Linked DNA regions of Homo sapiens: region 2 is linked to region 1. The links are chromatin contacts, found by Hi-C or POLR2A ChIA-PET in ENCODE. All regions are on one chromosome and are shown on one strand. Each heading gives the region's core, a stretch centred on a gene start or an enhancer-like site at or near the end of the contact. The rest is flanking DNA. Distances are from core to core; before and after follow the strand shown. Region 1 holds the start of SPATS2 (spermatogenesis associated serine rich 2). Region 2 overlaps DIP2B (disco interacting protein 2 homolog B).

Region 1 (5,284 bases), core at 420-2,919:
CCGGGAGATGGAGGTTGCAGTGAGCCGAGATCACGCCACTGCACTCTAGCCTGGGCAACAGAGCAAGACTCCATCTCAAAAAAAAAAAAAAAAAAAAAAAGAGGCACATTGTCACTAATGAGAACACTGCACTCATTTCTTGCTTTGTTCAATTTTCATAACATCTAAGAAAAGTAACAATTTAAATCATTATTTTTGGACCTTTGTAAAGTAACCTAAATGCTACCATCCAAGACCTAGCTGAGAAATACAAACTGATTAATGTCCATAAATCTTAGATGAGTCAGCAAAACTTAATGCCCAACAAATAAAAGGCTTAACATGGACTACTTAGGAGCACACAATGGTCATTACAATTTCAAAATCGGCAATTTTCTATCTAGTACAATCACAAATTTGGTCTGGAAATCCAAATATTAAGGAAATGCAAACATCATAATCAATATTCCCAAATCACCTTAATTGAAACTGGAAGGTATGAGGCAGCCTATTTGAAGTTAACATCAAGAAATAATTTAAGGCAGAACCCCAACTCTCTCCCACAAACACAAAACCAGTAGCAGATGGCACAAGAACATTTCTCAGTGAGAAATTGCAATTCTAACAAAGTACAGGTAACTTAATTTTATCCATCACCTTTTGGTCAAACTGAAAACAAACAACCAAGCTTTTGGTTCTCTCCAAAACACTGAAATCTGCATTATCACTGACCTAACTTAAAGCAAGATATTTTTGGTGATCTGTCCTCTCCTGCTTCATTAACCGTAGGTAAATTAGGAACAGTAGCCTGCTAAACAGAGGGGAAGTAAATATCACAGGCATGTTTTATCAATAAAATGGACAAGCGATAATCAAATTATTTAAAGAACGGCTTGTACTCCTTAACAGAGGGACAAGCTTGAGAAAGATCCACTTTCTAAAAGAACCTAATCATTCTGGATGAATTATGAGAAAAATATCACTGTAGTCCAAAACTGACTGAATCTACCTTTCTGCTTTAATCCAAGTCCTAACCACATCTATTTTATGTCTCTGCGTCTGTTCGCCTGATTTTCCATTTCGTCTCCCCCTTCAATTCCAAGAACGCCCTTCTCTCCCTTATTTTCAAATCTCATTATTGCCCCCGAATGCTAAGGACCTCGCACAGCCACGGAGGTGACCTTACGCATCCCTACTGCATTCCTAATTCATTGTACTTCTCATCCCAAATGATCCTATTCTTTCGTTCTATCTCGCTCGTTGTTTCTTAAAATCCAATACCCCACACACGCTCACGCCAGAGTCCCCCCCACACTCCATTGTTTCCCCGGCCTATCCGTCTGGAAACTCCCCAACTCCGACGCGGGTGTTTCACCCGCCCCACAGACCCCAGGAACCTTCCACCCTCTGGGCACTTCGGGCCTCTAAGGGCTCACATCCCCCTCCTTCCCGTCCCCCCGCCCCCAACTACCCCCTCCCTCTTTTTCCTCCCTCAACCCGCTCCCCGCACCTCGGCGCCCTCTGAGCCCCCGCCAACCCCGCCACCCAGCACCCTTAGCCTCACCTAGCCCAGGCCCCCGCAATCGCCTCGTCGCCCCAGCTCCGGGCTCCGCGTCCCGGACGCTCCCGGGTCTGAGAAGAGGAAAGGAGATCCTCCACCTCCCCTTCTAGAGCCACCGCCGCCGTCGCCGCCGCGCTCCTCCCCCAGCTCTCTCAGAGCCGGACGCCGCCCCGCCCCCACCGCCGCCTCCCCACTTCTCTCCTGGGCCGGACTGCAGGATGCTGCCGGAGATCCAGCAGATCACCCCGACCCTCGCCCAGGCAGCGGCTCGCCCCGCCCCGGAGCCCTCTCGGGCGCGTGCGCGCCAGCCAGCCAGCCAGAGCTCAGGGCGCGTACTCGCGCCGGCGCGAATCCGGCGCGCCAAGCTCGAGGCTGTGGCAGCCAACGGGTGCGCGAGCGCGGCTCGAGCGGCGAGACGGCCCGCGCACCGGAGACCGAGAAGATCGGGGAGAGGCGCGGGGCGGCGAGAGGCGGGCTCCGACCAGTCGGGTTACCGCTCTTCTCGGGGCCCGGTCCCTCGCGTCTCGCACCGTCCGCAGGCTCGCGCGCCACCGGAGACTGGGAATTACCGGGGAAAGGAAGAGACTCGGGGAGAGGGTTGGGGACAAAGTAGATGGAAGGGGAAAACGGGTGGGACGCGAGCTCGCGTCCGCGTGCAGCACAGCTCGTACCCGGCGGCATCGGTTAGGGACCCGGCGCGCGCCGGGAACGGAGGGCCCGAGCTGAACTGACGGAAAGAGCCGAAACTCCCCCGGAGGTGGCCGAACGCGGGCGCCGCTAGGGGAGTCGAGCGCGGGGCTTTTGCTCAATGTCCGGGTTGGGAAGCTTTTTCTCTGGCCGCCGGGTACAGCGCCGCTCACTCTTCCGTACCGAGGACTTCACACCGCTTTCCCCTTCGCCTCCTTCCCGACCCAAGTTTTGTTCCAAAAGGCAATTTCAGAGTCGCCAACGACGGGAAACGCTGGGGCCTCCGGACCGCGCGGTCGCTCTGCCTCCTGAGAGAGCGCAGAGGCCGGTGGGGGCGCGGGAAGAATGACCTCGGGATCGTCAGTCGGGTTTCTGATCTACCCAGCTGTCAGCATAGCCCCTCTACGCGGCGGTGGTCGGTCCCGCCGCCCTTCGAATCTTTTCTGTTAAATACTCTCTTCGACGCCAGACTCCCAACCTCCCTGGTGCTGGAACTAACTAGTATTTGTGCACCCTTTCTGCATGCATAAAGCACTTACCTCAGTGTCGACTGGTCAGGGGTCTATTAAGAGGGGCCAGAGGGATTTAGACAGTCAGCATTGAAAATATTTATTAGAATCTGGGGCCGGGCGCGGTGGCTCACGTCTGTAATCCCAGCACTTCTGAGAGGCCGAGGCGGGCGGATGACTTGAGGTCAGGAGTTCGAGACCAGCCTGGCTAACATAGTGAAACCCCGTCTCTACAAAAAATACAAAAATTAGCCGGATGTGGTGGCACACGCCTGTAATCTCAGCTACTCGGGAGGCTGAGGCAGGAGAATAACCTGAACCCAGGAGTCGGAGGTTGCAGTGAGCCGGGATTGCACCACTGCACTCCACCCTCCATCTCAAAAAATATATATATATATTAGAATTTGTCCTCATCTTACCTTTTGAGGCCAAGCAAAGGGGCTCTGAAAAGGCACCAACAAGCTGGAGAGTGTGTGTCAGTGTATAGCTAGACACCACAGGCACATGTCATTTTGGTTTCCACGTATGTTATTGCAATCACAGTACATGTAACTGAGTAGTATAGTAGAGCTTTGCCAAGCCATCTGATCCTTGTGGTTTTTAACGTTGCTTGAGGTAAGGGCTCAAAAATCGCCTGGAGTCCAATGACCTGTGGTTAGTAATGTCTCATCTACTCCAACCATATGATTTACTGATCTAGATAAGCAGAAGACGAAGTCATCCAGCTAGGTACGGCACTGGACTATATGTTCCTTACTATTCAATCTTCATTCAAAAATTCAAATAGAAGCAAATTATCCAAATGTCTGCTTTCTTTTCATTCACTAAATTGGCACCTACTCAATGATGGTGGGTATTGTTCTAGGTATTCGAACATTTACAAAGAAGAATAAAAAAAATCATTACCCCAAGGAGAGTATCCAGTTCCAAAGGAGGATAAAGTTATTAAATAGGCCAGTTGCAGCAGCTTATGCCTGTAATCCCAACACTTTGAGAGGCCAAGGTGGGAGGATTGCTTGAGCCCAGGAGTTTGAGACCAGCCTGAGCAACATAACAAGGTCCCCCATCTCTACAAAAAACAAATATAAGTTATTAAATGACTATAATAACATAGTGTTGAAGCAGAAAAGTACAAAGTGGTTTAGGAACAGAAAGGAATGAGTGACTAATTCTTGCACAATTCCCCTTCCTTCCCATACAGAGTAGGAACAGGAGGATATGACCCTGGTAAATGGAGAACTTCATCATGAGGTGTGGGATGCGAGCCTTGAGTCCTATTCCACAAAGACTGGTTTCACTCACCAAAAGTCACTCAGTTCAGGAAATGCCTTCATTATAGGGCCTGTTGGTGCTGCAAAGCCAATACAAGTTTTTTGGCTGGAAAATAAAGTCCCCATTCTTGGCCAGGTTCGGTGGCTCATGCCTGTAATCCCAAAACTTTGAGAGGCTGAGGTGGATCACTTGAGCCCAGGGGTTTGAGATTAGCCTGGGCAACATAGGGAGACCCTGTCTCTACAAAAAATAAATTAGCTGGCTGAGGTGGCTGTGCTTGTTGTCCCAGCTGCCCAGGAGGCTGAGGTAGGAGGATTCCTTGAGCCCAGGAGGTCAAGGCTGCAGTGAGCTGTGATCACGCCACTGCACTCCAGCCTGGGCAACAGAATGAGACCTTATCAAATAAAAAAAGTTCCCATTCTTAATAACGTAGTCTGTTGTGGGGAAGACATGATGCCTCTCCCAAGAGATTCCCTGATCTAATAGGAGAGACTTTTTTGTTTGTTTTGGAGACAGGGTCTCCCTCTGTTGCCCAGGCTTGAGTATAGTGGCACAATCATAGCTCACTGTAACCTTGAATTCCTGGGCTCAAGGGATCCTCCCCGTCGGCCTCCCGAGTAGCTAGGACTATGGCGCCGGCCTCCACGCCCAGCTAATTTTTAAATTTTTTGTACAGATGGGTGTCTCAACACATTGCCCAGGCTGGTCTTGAACTCCTGGGCTCAAATGACCCTCCCTCCTGGGCTTCCCAAAGCACTGGGATTACAGGCCTGAGCCACCACACCCGGCTAGGAGACACTTTGTATATGTGGATAGCCTTCTCCAAGAGAAGGGAGGTAGATTAAGGAGCACCCTAGGGTATGAGAGCTGTTAAAACATCACTGGAAATCTAACAAGATGGAGAATATTGCATTTAACAAGTCTCCTCCAAGGGAAAGTTTGGGGTGTGGTTGGAAGGCACATTTTGCTAAGCCCCTGGGGTGGTAGTAAACATGACCTCCTCACAAGGATTTTACTCAAAAAATATCTCTCCTCCAAGGAGAGCAGGTTGCTTTAGCATATGTCTTGCTGAGTGGGGTTTGCAAAAGGGGTACTGCAACTCATGGCCCACCTTTGCCCTTTCTCCATGCAGCACTCAACCTCTCTAAAGGGACATTGAACAAATGTTTCAAAAATATTTTTTGACCTGGGTTACAAATATTAATTTTGTTGTTGTTGTTTTTGAGACGGAGTTTTGCTCTCGTCGCCCACGCTGGAGTCCGATGACCCAATCTCA
Region 2 (4,898 bases), core at 1,167-3,666, 1.2 Mb before region 1:
GTAGTCCCCGCACTTTGGAAGGCCGAGGCGGGCAGATCACGAGGTCACGAGTTTGAGACCAGCCTGGCCAACACGGTGAAACCCTGTCTCCACTAAAAATACAAAAATTAGCTGAGCATGGTGGTGCACACCTGTAGTCTCAGCTACTGGGGAGGCTGAGGCAGGACAATGGCTTGAACCCAGGAGGCGGAGGCTGCAGTGAGCCGAGATCATGTCACTGCACTCCAGCCTGGGTGACAAGTAAGACATTGTCTCAAAAAAAAAAAAAAAAAAAAAGGAGATTCAATGACAAGACTGGTCAGCACTATAAAATTTATTCATATCTGAACTGAATTAAAAGCCATAAGTTCTGGCCCATGATTAACTTACAACAATATGATCTTAAATTCTTAGAAAGAAAAAGAAAAAAAAATCTTGCAGATGCTTTAATGTATGCCTAAAAGCAACAGTCCTCCAAAAATAAAGGGTATTAGAGCACTATTTCTTCACCACAAAAAAAAAAACCTCCAAGAAAAACCAATTAAAGTACATGTCATTCACAGAAGCATCTATGTTCATTTATACATTAATTTTTACATTAAACATTAAATATCCTGGGGGAAAAAAGACTAAAAACTCTTTCTGCATCACCATGTAAGTACAACCCAGAATCAATAACCCAGAAGCTCGAGGCCTGTTCACAACACAGACCTTTCAAAGATGCTAGGCTAGACCTGTGAATTTTCATTTAGGGCTGTCCCATGTAGCATCCAAAATATTATCATCCTGGGTTTCCCCTTTCAGCTTCTCATCATCTCCATCTCAATTCAAGGAAGAAAAAGTAACTTCACAACAAAAGACAAGTACATAAAATTACCTTTCACTTTATAGATGCACTTCATATTTTTCATTCTTTTAAAAAAAATAAAAGAGGCTCAGCATAGTGGCTCATGCCTGTAATCCCAACACTTTGGGAGGCCAAGGAGGGAGGATCGCTTGAGCCCAGGAGTTTAAGGCGAACCTGGGCAATACAGTGAGACCCCATCTCTAAAAAAATTTTAAGAAATAAGAAAAGAAATAAAAGTCACATCTTGCCAGTAGTTATACTGGTATGAAGGAAACCCTCCAAATATAATCTACAGAGTGTTAACCCCTTTAGTTCCTGCAAAGCATGGTAAGAAATAACAAATTACACCCCTATACCTTTTTCTCTGAGAATAAGATAGAACATTCCCATTCTTCTCCCTCCAGGGAGCCCTACCCCCCAAAAAAATAAACGCAGAAGCTGTGGCCAGATGCAGTGGTTCATGCCTGTAATCCCAGAACTTTGGGCAGCCAAGGCAGGAGGACTGCTTGAGCCCGGGAGTTCAAGACCAGCCTGGGCAGCAACAAAGTGAGACCCCTGTCTCTACAAAAAATAAAAAATTAGCCAGGCATGGTGACATGGACCTGTAATCCCAGCTACTTGGAGGATTGCTTGTGTACAGAAGTTTGAGGTTGCAGTGAGCTAAGATCATGCCACAGCACTCTAGCTTAGGGGACAGACCAAGACCTTGTCTCAAAAAAACAAACAAAAACAAACAAAAAAAGACAGAAGTTGTATCCTAAGGAAAATGAGACATACCAGTTAAGATGCAGGAGAATTCTGCTGAAACTACTTGAAACAAGATTCAGGGAGATGGAGGTCAAAATGGCTGTGTGGAAACACCACAGGGCTTAGAACCAAACAGACTTGGTTTCCAATCCCAGCACACTGTACAGAAACTGCACACCTATCTCTAGGAGTTGTTAAGATTAGAAACACATTTCAAAGACTTGCCCAAGGGCCGGGCGTTGTGGCTCACGCCTGTAATCCCAGTACTTTGGGAGGCCGGGGTGGGCGATCACTTGAGGTCAGCCTGGCCAACATGGTGAAAGTCCATCTCTACTAAAATACAAAAATTAGCCGGGCATGGTAGCGGGTGCCTGTAATCCCAGCTACTCGGGAGGCTGAAGAAGCAGAATCGCTTGAACCCAGGGGGCGGAGCTTGCAGCGAGCTGAGGTCGCACTATTGCACTCCAGCCTGGGCAATAAGAGAGAGATTCTGTCTCAAAAAAAAAAAAAAAAAAGTTGCCCAAGACCATATGTGAACCCAATTCAGCATGACTCCTAAATTCAGTGCTCCTTCCCAGTGCCATGCGTCCAGAATGCTACCTTATGGGAAATGTGTAACCACAGGTGGGAAGATACATTGTATGCAATGTTTAGGTGCTTTTTGCTACCTCAGTTCCCTCATCATCATTATGCTAATAGGAGCTATGTATTCAGCACCTACTTACTAGCCAGGCAAGGTATATGAAGTGCTAAGCACAGGACCTATTACATCATAAGCTCTCAATAACTGATGACTACTTATACAGAGATTTAACTTCTTAAAAGAGCTTAGAAAAGGAAACTGGAACGAAACAGAAGTTAACTGGAAACTCACAGGAAACTGAAACAGAAGTTAACCGGGCAAAAAAAGGGGAAGAACATACCAGAGTGGACATTTTAGAGAATGGCAATGTATACAAAAGCATACAAGTGAAAAAAAGCACAGTGCATTCATGGAAGTGCAAGTCATCTGGCATGGCTAGAGAGCAGACAACAAATATAGACAGAGCAGGAAATGAGGGTAAAAAGGCAGGCAGGTCTTGGTATACAAAGAAAGATGCTTAGAGTTTATCCTGTGACTGAGAGAAGCCAAGGAAAACTTTTAAACAGGGAAGAGAACACAATTAGGTTTGTGTTTCAGAATGATCAATCAGTGACAGGGTAGAGAAAGACCTACTGAAGGGAGAAGAGACCGAGACAGGCTGATGAGTTAGGAGACTACCTCATTAGTCTAAGCAAGAAATAAGTGCCTGAACTAACACTGGAATGATATGGAGAACAGGAAGTAGAAACAACAAGACTCAGTGATCCATTAGAATATGGATCACTGGGCAAGGTGGCTCACACCTGTAATCTCAGCACTTTGGGAGGTCAAGACGGGTGGATCACCTTAGCCCAGGAGTGAGATCAGCCTGGGAAACAATGCAAAACCCCATCTCTATTTAATTTAAAAAAAAAAATCTAATTAAAACAAATTTTTTGGTCGGGTGCGGTGGCTCACGCCTGTAATCCCAGCACTTTGGGAGGCCAAGGCAGGTGGATCACGAGGTCAGAAGATCGAGACCATCCTGGCTAACACGGTGAAACCCCATCTCTACTAAAAAAATACAAAAAAATTAGCCGGGCGTGGTGGCGGGCACCTGTAGTCCCAGCTACTCAGGAGGCTAAGGCAGGAGAATGGCGTGAACCCGGGAGGCGGATTTTGAGACAGAGTCTTGCTCTGTCGCCCAGGCTGGAGTGCAGTGGCACGATCTTGGCTCACTGTGATCCCTGCTCACTGCAACCTCCGTCTCCTGGGCTCAAGCAATTCTCCTAACTCAGCCTAGCCTCCTGAGTAGCTGGGATTACAGGCACCCGCCACCACACCCAGCTAATTTTTGCATTTTTAGTACTGATAGGGTTTCGCCATGTTGGCCAGGCTGGTCTCGAACTCCTGACCTCAGGTGATCCGCCCACCTTGGCCTCCCAAAGTGCTGGGATTATAAGCATGAGCCACCGTGTCCGGCCAAAACAAAATATTTTTAGAATATAAGGATGACTCTCAATTTTTTTGACTTTGGTAAGTTACTATGGTCTGAATGTCAGTGTCCCCCAAAAATTCCTATGTTGGAACTTAATTCCCAATGTGATAGTATTAAGAGATGGGGTCCAGGCACAGTGGCTCACAGTCATAATCTCTGCACTTTGGGAGGCCAAGGTGGGAGTATCATTCATGGCCAGGGGTTTGAGACCAGTCTGGGAAACATAACGAGACCCCATCTCTACAAAAAATAAAAAATCAGCCAGGTGTGGTGGCACACGCCTGTAATCCCAGCTACTTGGGAGGCTGAGGTGGGAGGATCGCTTAAGCCCAGGAATCCAAGGCTACTGTGAGCTATGATCTCGCCACTGCACTCCAGCCTTGGTGACGAGCAAGACTCTCTCGATATAGAGATAGAGATAGAGATAGAGATAGAGAGAGAGAGAGAGAGAGAGAGAGAGAGAGATGGTGCCTCTAGGAGGTGATTAGGTCATGAAAGAGGAGTGCTCATGAACAGGCTTAGTGCCCTTATAAAACAAGCTTGAGGGAGCCTGTTTGCCCCTCCCACCATGTGAAGATGCAACAAGAAGGTGCCATCTTTGAAGTAGACAGCAGGCTCTCATCAGACAATAAATCTTCTGACTTCTTGATCTATGACTTCCTAGCTTCCAAACTGTGAGCAATAAATTTCTATCATTTATAATTTACCAAGTCTAAGGTATTTTGTCATAGCAGCAGAAATGGATGGAGATAGTAAGTGGACATTCTGAAATACAGTTATCTGTGAAGCAGGGAGGTGGGGGCAGGGGTGGAGGAGGAAGTTGAAACAGAGTTGTTTTAGACTTACCAAGTTAGCATGGGGGAACCAATGGAATGTCTAGAGCAGAGGCAAGTCAGGGCTACAGATACAGACTAGGGAACCACGTGCACAGCCATGACAGCTGAAGCCCTGGGCACAGATAAGATTACTTATCTCTGTATGTAAAGTGAGGTGAAGAACAGACACAAATCTGAGGAATACCCTCATCAGGAGAAAGAAAGAGTAGAAGAAACCCCAGAGAGAGCACGAGGAAGGTTAGGAAGCCAGAAGGAAACTATGCCACAAAGGTTAGGAAGGGGAGAGTTTCATAAAGATACCAGTCCACAGTGTAGGGCTGGGCATGGTGGCTCACACCTGTAATTCCAGCATTTTGGAGGCCAAGGCAGGCGGATCACGAGGTCAGGAGTTTGAGACTAGCCTGACCAACATGGTGAAACCCCATCTCT

What was found. A loop is a pair of places that touch in the nucleus more often than their neighbours do. ChIA-PET counts read pairs that join two places held with the same protein, here RNA polymerase II (POLR2A). Pooled maps may share reads with other maps.
Region 2: a pooled map shows a loop between it and region 1 (7-fold over the local background). The contact joins the enhancer-like site here to the promoter of SPATS2 in region 1. A Hi-C loop is called at or near these places in 2 of 50 pooled maps. POLR2A ChIA-PET finds 5 or more read pairs at or near these places in 3 of 52 experiments (B cell, Caco-2 and RWPE1).

What each region holds. Positions count from the first base shown.
Region 1 is chr12:49,363,847-49,369,130 of GRCh38, reverse strand. It overlaps SPATS2 (spermatogenesis associated serine rich 2), which reads right to left and starts at 1,669. Exons shown (of 14, transcript NM_023071.4): 1 at 1,544-1,669. RefSeq lists silencers at 1,390-1,459, 1,490-1,539, 1,560-2,039 and an enhancer at 2,330-2,589.
Region 2 is chr12:50,515,414-50,520,311 of GRCh38, reverse strand. All of the region lies in intron 1 of DIP2B (disco interacting protein 2 homolog B), which reads right to left. Among named protein-coding and RNA genes, the nearest start is that of DIP2B, 13 kb to the right of the region's middle. RefSeq lists enhancers at 2,271-2,560, 2,621-2,710, 2,731-2,780 and a silencer at 4,503-4,552. Within about 2 kb of position 2,416, at least 8 of the 41 ENCODE cell types and tissues checked have a DNase peak (open chromatin) inside an H3K27ac peak, as active enhancers do; they include B cell, where a contact is called at or near this core.